Regions from separate parts of the Homo sapiens genome. Here region 2 is linked to region 1. Evidence: chromatin loops called from intact Hi-C (ENCODE). Cell type or tissue: breast epithelium. All regions are shown on one strand. Links, peaks and the distances in the headings refer to the core of each region. The heading gives the core; the rest is flanking DNA. Region 1 has its middle 38 kb from the start of MYL10. Region 2 has its middle 30 kb from the start of LINC01007.

Region 1 (4,382 bases), core at 273-4,272:
CTTATTGCAGCACCAATAAGGAAAACAACAACAACAACAACAACAGGATTCAGAGAATCTTAGTAACTTGTTCAAGATAGCACAGCATTGAGATGCAATCCTAGGTGGGTCTGAGTCCAAAGCCTTGGCCTTTCCTCTGCTCCACACTGCCTCCTGCTGGCACTCAAGGTGCTCCCTCCACCTATGGAAAACACGCACATCCTGAGGGGTTTGGCTGTCTCAAAGGAGAAAAGATGCCTCTTGAAATTTGAAGAGATGCAGGTTCAAATCCCTACCACACCACTTGAAGAAGATACTTAATTTATCTGAGCCTCACTTTTCTCATGAATAAAAAGTGTGTGTGGTCTGGGCATGGTGGCTTACACCTGTGATCTCAGCAGTTTGGGAAGCTGAGGCAGGAGGATTGCTTGAGGCTAGGAATTTGAGACCCCATCTCTACAAAAAAGTTTTAAAAATAAGCCGGGCATGGTGGTGCATGCCTATAGTCCCAGGCACTCAGGAGGCTGAGGTGGAAGGATCACTTAAACCCAGGAGATTGAGGCTGCAGTGAGCTGTGATCACATCATTGCACTCCAGCCTGGGTGACAGAATGAGACTCCATCTCTTAAACACACACACACATACACACACACACACACACACACACACACACACGAGGGCCCTGCTGTCCAATCCATGGCAGTTCCCATTCTCATGAATTTGTAGCTGTTGTCCATTACTACTTAGCCTCATCCCAGCTGCTCTCCAGTCTTGAGCAGAATGCTTCTTTTTAACTCTCACTGAGTCTTTCTTGTGGATTCAGACACCTCCCAAGGCCAGAATGGTTCCAAAGGACTTTGGGTAGTTTGTCTTGTATTTGTCATGGTTTTACTCTGTCCATTTTGATATCAGCTGGCACCTTTCCCTTTCTTCCCTCCACACATGGGAGCTAAAGAGAGACACGACACTCAGGTCACACAGCGGGGAGAGCTTGGTGTCCCTCCCTGATACCTCAGAAAGCTTGTTAGCAAACACGAAGGGGCAGCCAGCACAGATTCACTAGTGGAATGTTACAGGGTTCTAGCCTGGATCTGGGTGTTGTCACTGATGAGGTGCCTCACAGAGATGAAGCCAGCAGATCAGATCTGCAGAATGTGCCAATTTCCTCGTGGGTTTCCAGGAACTGTGGTCAGGATGACAGTGCAGGGCACTTTCCTCACGGAGGCTGGGGGACCTGGTTTGAAGCTGCATTATCTCCTGCAGGGAACACACAACACCTCTGGGTGACCGATTTCCTTCACCTGGAATCTCAGGGTGCCCTTCCAATATATAGTACTTGTTGCAAGGAGGCTGCAGGTGTTTCCTTGCTAGGAAGCAGCTGACTGAGGTCTTCAGTGTTGGAAGGCCATTCAGCAGGTGAGCAGGACCTGGGTGGGGCTCAGGTTGGGTGCACTGGTGGAAGCACTGGGACAAGGGGGCCCCCTGCCTAGCAAGCTCCTCACTCAGGTGGGTGTCCGTGCACCCTTCCTGCTGCCCCTGTCAGGACAACCAGACTGAGAAGCTGGGGCAGCAGCCGTTCCTCTCTGCTTAGCCTCTGTTTGGAGGAACTTCTTCCTTGGAGGAACTTCCCCACCAAGAGTCCAGAGAAAGGGCTCCGTGTGACCTATTGTTCCCAGCTGGGCCCTGCACCCTTTCACTCTTTCACCCTTTCACTCTCTCTCTCTCTCTCAATCATTTGTGATAGGGTCTCACTCTGTCACCCAGGCTGGAGTGCAGTGGCACCATCATAGCTCACTGCAGCCTCGACCTCCCAGGCTCAAGTGATCCGCCCACCTCAGCCTCTTGAGTAGTTGGTACTACAGGCACGTGCCACTAGGCCCAGCTAATTAAAAAAGTTTTTTTGTAGAGACAGGGTCCTGCTACATTGCCCAGGCTGGTCTCAAACTTCTGCCTCAGCCTCCCAGAGTTTTGGGATTACAGCCGTGAGCTACTGCACCTGGTCTTCCTGCACCCTTTTGTCAAAAGCCACCTTCCCATTGAGGCCTTCCCTGGCCACCCTGACTCAACTTTCACCCTCTAACCCACCGCAGGCATTTCCTGTCCATATTCCCTGTTATTTTCCTCCTTAGCACTTAGCGCTATCTAACCTATTGTATGTTATTTTACTTATCTTGTTGATTGTGTATCTTTCTCCCTAGAATAGAAGCTCCAAGAGGATCAGGGCTTTGTCCATCTTGTTCCCTAAGGTGTCCCCAGCAACAAACACATTGCCTGGCACAAGGGATGCTCAAGACATCATGTTTATTGAATGAATGAATGAATGAGTGAATGCAAGCAGTGCTCTGTAAACACGATCCTACTTCTGGCCTGGCACGGTGGCTCATGCCTGTAATCCCAGCACTATGGGAGACCAAGGCAGGCGGATCACCTGAGGTCAGGAGTTCGAGACCAGCCTGGCCAACATGGTGAAACCCCGTCTCTACTAAAAATACAAAAATTAGCTGGACATGCTGGCACGTGCCTGTAATCCCAGCTACTCAGGAGGCTGAGGCAGGAGAATTGCTTGAATGTGGAAGGTGGACGTTGCAGTGGGCCAAGAGCGTGCCAATGCACTTCAGACTGGATGACAAGAGTGAAACTCCATCTCAAAACAAAAACAAAAACATGATCCTACTTCTGAGCAGTCAGAAGAGCTGGTCAGTTCAGGGATTGGTTTTCTCGCAGAGCCACCAGTGACAGAGGAATCTTGTTGGAGGCTGACTGAGGCAGCTGTGAGCTGAGGATTAGATGAGAACCAGATGTGTTCAGAACTCCATCTCCAACACCTCCCAGCTATGCAACTGGGACAGGTGACAGATTTTCCAGTTCCTGGAAATTTGGGATGACACAGCTGACCTCAGAAACATCAAGGGCTCTGAAGGGGTCCTCGGCCCCTGGAGACTTTCTGTTAGGGGGAGCTGAGGTTTTTTTTTTTTGGTGGGGGGACAGGGTCTTACTCTGTTGCCCAGACTAGAGTGCTGTGGTGCAATCATGGCTTACTACAGCCTCGTACTCCTGGGCTCAATGATCCTCCCTGCTCATCCTCCTGAGTAGCTGGGACTACAGACATGCACCATGCGCCCAGCTACTTTTTAAACTTTTTGTAGAAACAGGGTCTCGCTACATTGCCCAGGCTGGCCTCCAACTCCCAGGCTCAAGCAATCCTCCTGCTTCAGCCTCCCAAAGTGCTGGGGTTACAGGCAGGATCTGCAGCACCCGGTCGAGCTGAGGTTCTTGAGAGTGGAGAGGATACGTCTCCGTTCTCCAGTTCTGAAAGGACAGACCAGCCAGGAGCATGGGACAGGCGTGGGTAATAGGTCATGGTGCACAGGGTCTGGGGTCCCTGTGGGAAGGGAGAAGAGAGGAAGCAGGCCCTAGAAATCCCAAAAAGAAAAATGGCTCTAGAAGGCCAGGTCCCCCGGGATGCAGACTCTGGATGGAGGTTTTATGGTCATATGGCCTTGGGGTCAACACCTGCCGGGAGGAGGATGGCAGCAGGGGCCACAGAGGGAGGAGCAGGGCAGTTGTGACAAGAGCTCGGTCCACCCTCAGACCCTCCAAAGCTGGAGCCAGGCCAGCCAAGCTCTGCCCCCATCTGCACAGTTGCCCAAGAGGGGCCTGGCCTTGAGTGAGGTGCTGTCTTCCACAGAGAGCAATACCTGGTCACCTTCCCAGTGGGCAGGGGATGGGGGTTGATCCTTCAGACCTTACGGGGCCTTTGGGTCAACAGCACAGAGTGATTAAGATGGAGCATGCTGGGCGCGGTGGCGCACGCCTGTAATCCCAGCACTTTGGGAAGCCAAGGCGGGTGGATCACCTGAGGTTGGGAGTTCGAGACCAGCCTGACCAACATGGAGAAACCCCGTCTCTACTAAAAATGCAAAATTAGCTGGGCGTGGTGGTGCATGCCTGTAATCCCAGCTACTCAGGAGGCTGAGGCAAGAGAAGTGCATGAACCCAGGAGGCGGAGGTTGTGGTGAGCCGAGATCGTGCCACTGCGCTCCAGCCTGGGCAACAAGAGCAAAACTCCATCTCAAAAAAAAAAAAAAAAAAAAAAAAAAAAGACAGGGCTAACCTCAGCGCGTCCCCCTCCTGGCTCCACTGTGGTCCTCCAGCCTTTGAAATCTGTGACCAATAGTCACAGTCCTCTGTCCTTTCTCATTGTTGGCCCCCTGCCTCCCCTGTGGGCATCTACAGCATTCACATCCTCAGCTAGAATGGGAATGGCAGAGGAAGAGACAGGGGCCGGGCTAAGTGTGAGTGAGGCTAGCAGAGGAGGAAGAAAAGTATCAACGCTGAGAGCAGGAAGGTGAGAAAGGGCCTGAAGGTCAACGGGCAGAGGGTATGGTCAGAAGAGCAGAGGG
Region 2 (4,382 bases), core at 295-4,294, 69 kb after region 1:
CCATTCTGGTAAATACTGGTTCTTCTCCCTCCTGCCCTGCCCAGAACTTCCATCAAGCGGGCAGACGTGAGTCTCCCATAAAAGCTGGAGGCCTGGCCAGATGCAGCGGCTCACGCCTGTAATCCCAGCACTTTGGGAGGCGGAGGCACGCGGATCACTTGAGGTCTGTAGTCCAAGACCAGCCTGGCCAACATGGTGAAACCCCGTCTCTACTAAAAAAATTAGCTGGGTATGATTGTGTGCCTGTAATCCCAGCTACTCGAGAGGCTGAAGCATGGTCATTGCCTTTGGGATGGGATCTCCGGCCAGGCTGGGCCCAGAGCAGTCCTGGCTGGGGACTGAGGACTCTCACTGGCTCACCATCCAGGCAGGCCCTCCTGGACAAGAGCCGTCCCTATGCCCACCTGCCAGTGAGGTTGCCCAGTCCCTGGGTGGCCTGGGCCACCTGACACATGGCCCTCAACAGTCTACACAGCACCTGGACCTCCACTGTGAGGTGGGCCAGGCAGGCTGGAGTACCCATTTTACAGTTGAGAAAGCTGGGATTCAGAGAGAAAAGGCAGCTCTCGTTTGCACACATAGGCAGGAAGTGGCAGGATGAGCCCAAAAGTCAGGGCGGAGGACCCTGGCCCAGCACTTTCCCTACACGCTGCTGTGAAGGCTCACACCCCAGCTCAGATCAGTTTCCGGGGGACTGGGCACAGAAGGCCAGTGACAGAGAAGCCCAGAGCTGGAGCAGGGACTGATTTTTTTGAGCGCCTGTGCTGGATCTGGTAGACGGGGCTTCACGCGGTTGGTCTCTCTAAAATCTCTCTCCAGCCTTAGGGCCGGGCATGGTGGCTCACGCTGTAATCCCAGCACTTTGGGAAGCTGAGGTGGGCGGATCACTTGAGGTCAGGAGTTCAAGACCAGCCTGGCCAACACAGTGAAACCCCATCTCTACTAAAAATACAAAAATTAGCAAGGCACGGTGGCAGACACCTGTAGTCCTAGCTACTCGTGAGGCTGAGGCAGGAGAATCACTTGAACCTGGGAGGCAGAGGTTGCAGTGAGCTGAGATTGCACCACTGCACTCCAGCCTGGGCAACAGAGTGAGGCTTCATCTCAAAACAAAAACAAAAACAACAAACACCTCTCTTTAGCCTTGTGTTGCTGTGCTATTTTGTAGGGGAATAGGTGCTAATATTCCCATTCTGCAGATGAGGAAACTGAGGCTCAGATAAGCTAAGATACTTGTCCAAGGGCCACAACTGCCCACGGCTGTCTGCTCTCGAAGCCTGTCATCTTTCCACTCCAAGGATGTGGTCACACTGCCCTTTCAATTACCAGAGACTTCACTTTGCAAACCACCAGTGGGTGCCTCCTTGGACCAGGCTTATGCTAAGCACTAGGAATCGGTGTGGGCTCACACCCAGCCTCTGTTCTTGAGAAGCTGGGCAGTGGACACATCCATAAACATCCCAGGGCATGGGCTAGGCAGAGTCCCGGGGGCCTGGAGGAGGGAGAAGTCCCGGTTGCTGGGAGATGGGGAGCCATCCAGGGCACCAATGAGCCAGGCCCGCCAGGGCAGGAGGAGCTCCGAGAGGCAGTAGACAGCCTGTTGTCATCACAGTTGTTGGGAGGCCAAGCTCAGCGAGTGATCAGGAGGCAGGACCTGAGCTGAGAGAGGCTCTCAGGTCAGGTGGCAGGACCCGGGTCCTCCGGCCAGAGCAGAGTAGTCATTTCGAAGGCATGGGGAACCTCCCGTGAGGCTTCGGCCCCTGCATGGGTGCTGTGGCTTTGCCTTCCTTTTGGGGAATGGATGGAAGGCCCGTGTTGCCGTCCACAGAGGTGACGACAGAGGCCACTGCTGGTCACAGTGAGAGGCCAGTGTGTGCTCTGTCTTGCATTCCTGCCCCGCGGGTCCTTGGAAAAGCCAGAGACTGCCATCTGGTCTCTATGGGTGGAACTAAGGTCACATGCCAAGAGGGCAGAGGGCAGTGGTTTCTTGACCATCTGAGTTCCATTCCCTCTGGGTCAGTTTTGGCTTCTGGGATCTGCCCTGTGAGCTCACAGAAAAGTACGGACTCCAGCAAGCTGCAGGCCCAGTTACCCTGGGAGATTCCAGCTGAGATGGGGCCTACTACTCCCCCTGGCTGGTCCCTTCCACCAGGGTGCCAGTGGCCACTGGGCAACAAAGCCCAGAAACAAGATGAGCTGGGAGCAAAGTTCCTTTAGCTCCATCCCCCAGCTGGGCCCAGTGTGTGGGGGGCCCAGGATCTGGATGAGAGGGGGTGCCTGCCTGACGTCACCAGTCAGCTTTGCCAAAGCCGACCGACCAGAACACACAAGCTGCTGCTTCCCAGGAAGTGGGGCAGGAGGGGGCTGGGCTGTCCCTGCCACTCCAGGTGCTCGTGCAGGCTCTGGGGCCTGGTTGGGCCTGGGTCTCTTCTCCAGGGTGGACGCTCTGCCCGTCCGCCTGTGCAGTTTCACCCCTACCCAGGCTCCATCTGGGACCCTCTCTGGCCTCAGTCATTGGTCCTTGGAGCAGGGTGTCGGCCAGGCCTAGGATTTGCGTCCTCAGCACAGGGTCATCAAAGCCTTGACGAGGCCCTCCGGCGGCTTGCCAGTTTCCGAGAGGTGAGATCATACACCTGAAAGTGGGCCCGCCCGGCCCTGCGCCTTGAATGGACTTCTTGTTCTCCCAGATCCTGGCTGTCAGCGCCAGGCTTGTCAGCAGGAGGTGACTCTGTTGGCCGTTCCTGCCTGGCCAGAGGCCCTGCCAGAGGCTAGGCGAGGGTGGGAGGCAGCTCAGAGCTGGCCCTGAACAGTCCCTCCAGCTGGGAGGCCCCGTTGTCTCTGCACCCCTTGTCCCTGATAGTGGGGCATGGGAAGGAGATGCCGTATCATAGGGTCTTCCATCGTGAAATCCTAGAAGTGTCTGGTACTCAAATGCTCAGTACAAGCTGCAGGGCCCCTGTATTCAGCAGCTTGGCTCTCATGCCTTCCCGGGGGGCCCAGAGATAAATAAGGCCAATGACTACCCACGAGGTGCACCCAGCCCAGGGAGCAGAATGAGTGGTTGGGTCTCAACGTTACGACCTGGCCAGTGGGATCTTAGAGGCAAGTCCTGTATACAGAACTTCAGAGCATAGAGAAGGGAGGGAATGCAGGCTTAGAGGTGGTAGGCTGCATGAGGAAGGGTTGTCAAGCTGAGCCCTAGTGGAGGAAGATGGGCAGGGGACAAAGATGGAGACAGCTAGTGTAGGCCCTACAGTGGGAACAGTGTGGCCTGGAGCTCTGGCCAGGGCAGGACAGTGGGGGTGGGGAGGATAGAAGGGGCTGGGGGCATGGATACTGTCCTGGCCTTAGGGAATGTCCTTTTCCCACTAGGACCCCTTCCATTTCTGGTTTCTTTCTTCAAAGTCCCCTGTTCACCCCCATAATCAGAGTTTCCTTTTGATCTCTCTTTGAATGCTTTCTAGGCATTCCTCCTATGTTTGCACACTGTTGGGCTATTCTTTTTTTTTTTTTTTTTTTTGAGACGGAGTTCTGCTCTTGTTGCCCAGGCTGGAATGCAATGGCATGATCTTGGTTCACTGCAACCTCTGCCTTCCAGGTTCAAGCGATTCTCCTGCCTCAGCCTCCCGAGTAGCTGGGATTACACATAAGTGCCACCGCACCCAGCTAATTTTGTATTTTTAGTAGAGACGGGGTTTCTCCATGTTGGTAAGGCTGGTCTCGAACTCCCAACCTCAAGTGATTCACCCAGCTCCGCCTCCCAAAGTGCTAGGATTACAGGTGTGAGCCACCACACCCAGCTTGGGCCATTCTTATACTTCTGAAAGCTTTCAAACTTACAAACAAATAAATAGACCTGGCACCGTGGCTCACACCTGTAATCCCAGAACTCTGGGGGGCCAAGGTGGGAGGATTGCTTGAGCCCAGGAGTTTGAGACCAGCCTGGACAACATAGCAAGACCCTGTGTCTACAAAATAAAACATAAAAAATGTAGCTGGGCATGGTGGCATGCACCTGTAGTCCCAGCTACTCAGGAGGCTGAGGTGGTAGAATCACTTGAGCTTGGGACATGGAGGCTGCAGTGAGTTATGATTGCACAATTGCACTCCAGCCAGGTGATAGACTGAGATCGTGTCTCTATAAACATTAAAAATAAATAAGCAAAAATGCCCACTGTTGCTTTTTTGCTTTTTCCTTACAGGACTCAGTCAATAAGTTTCAGACACATACAAGTTCTTATATGCAGGATTTTAAGTTCAAAATGATGATACATATTTAATGGTCTAGAGAAGGGAGTTGGTGAACTTTTCCTGGAAAGGGCCAGACAGTAAATATTTTAGGTGCTGTGGTCCATATGGCCTCTGATACCACCATGGAACTC

Evidence for each region. Peaks named below come from ENCODE experiments on the same cell type or tissue, not always from the same donor. Only the 100,000 strongest peaks of a DNase experiment are listed, where the experiment ranks them.
Region 2: it touches region 1 in a loop (15-fold over the local background); 5 of 110 quality-filtered maps call a loop at or near these places.

Annotation. Positions count from the first base shown.
Region 1 is chr7:101,665,290-101,669,671 of GRCh38, reverse strand. No RefSeq gene overlaps it. Among named protein-coding and RNA genes, the nearest start is that of MYL10, 38 kb to the right of the region's middle. In breast epithelium, for the core only: no CTCF peak of the experiment used is centred there; no DNase peak of the experiment used is centred there; H3K27me3 peaks cover 62 bases.
Region 2 is chr7:101,596,800-101,601,181 of GRCh38, reverse strand. No RefSeq gene overlaps it. Among named protein-coding and RNA genes, the nearest start is that of LINC01007, 30 kb to the right of the region's middle. RefSeq lists enhancers at 1,074-2,001, 2,002-2,930. In breast epithelium, for the core only: no CTCF peak of the experiment used is centred there; DNase peaks (open chromatin) are centred at 2,327 and 2,641.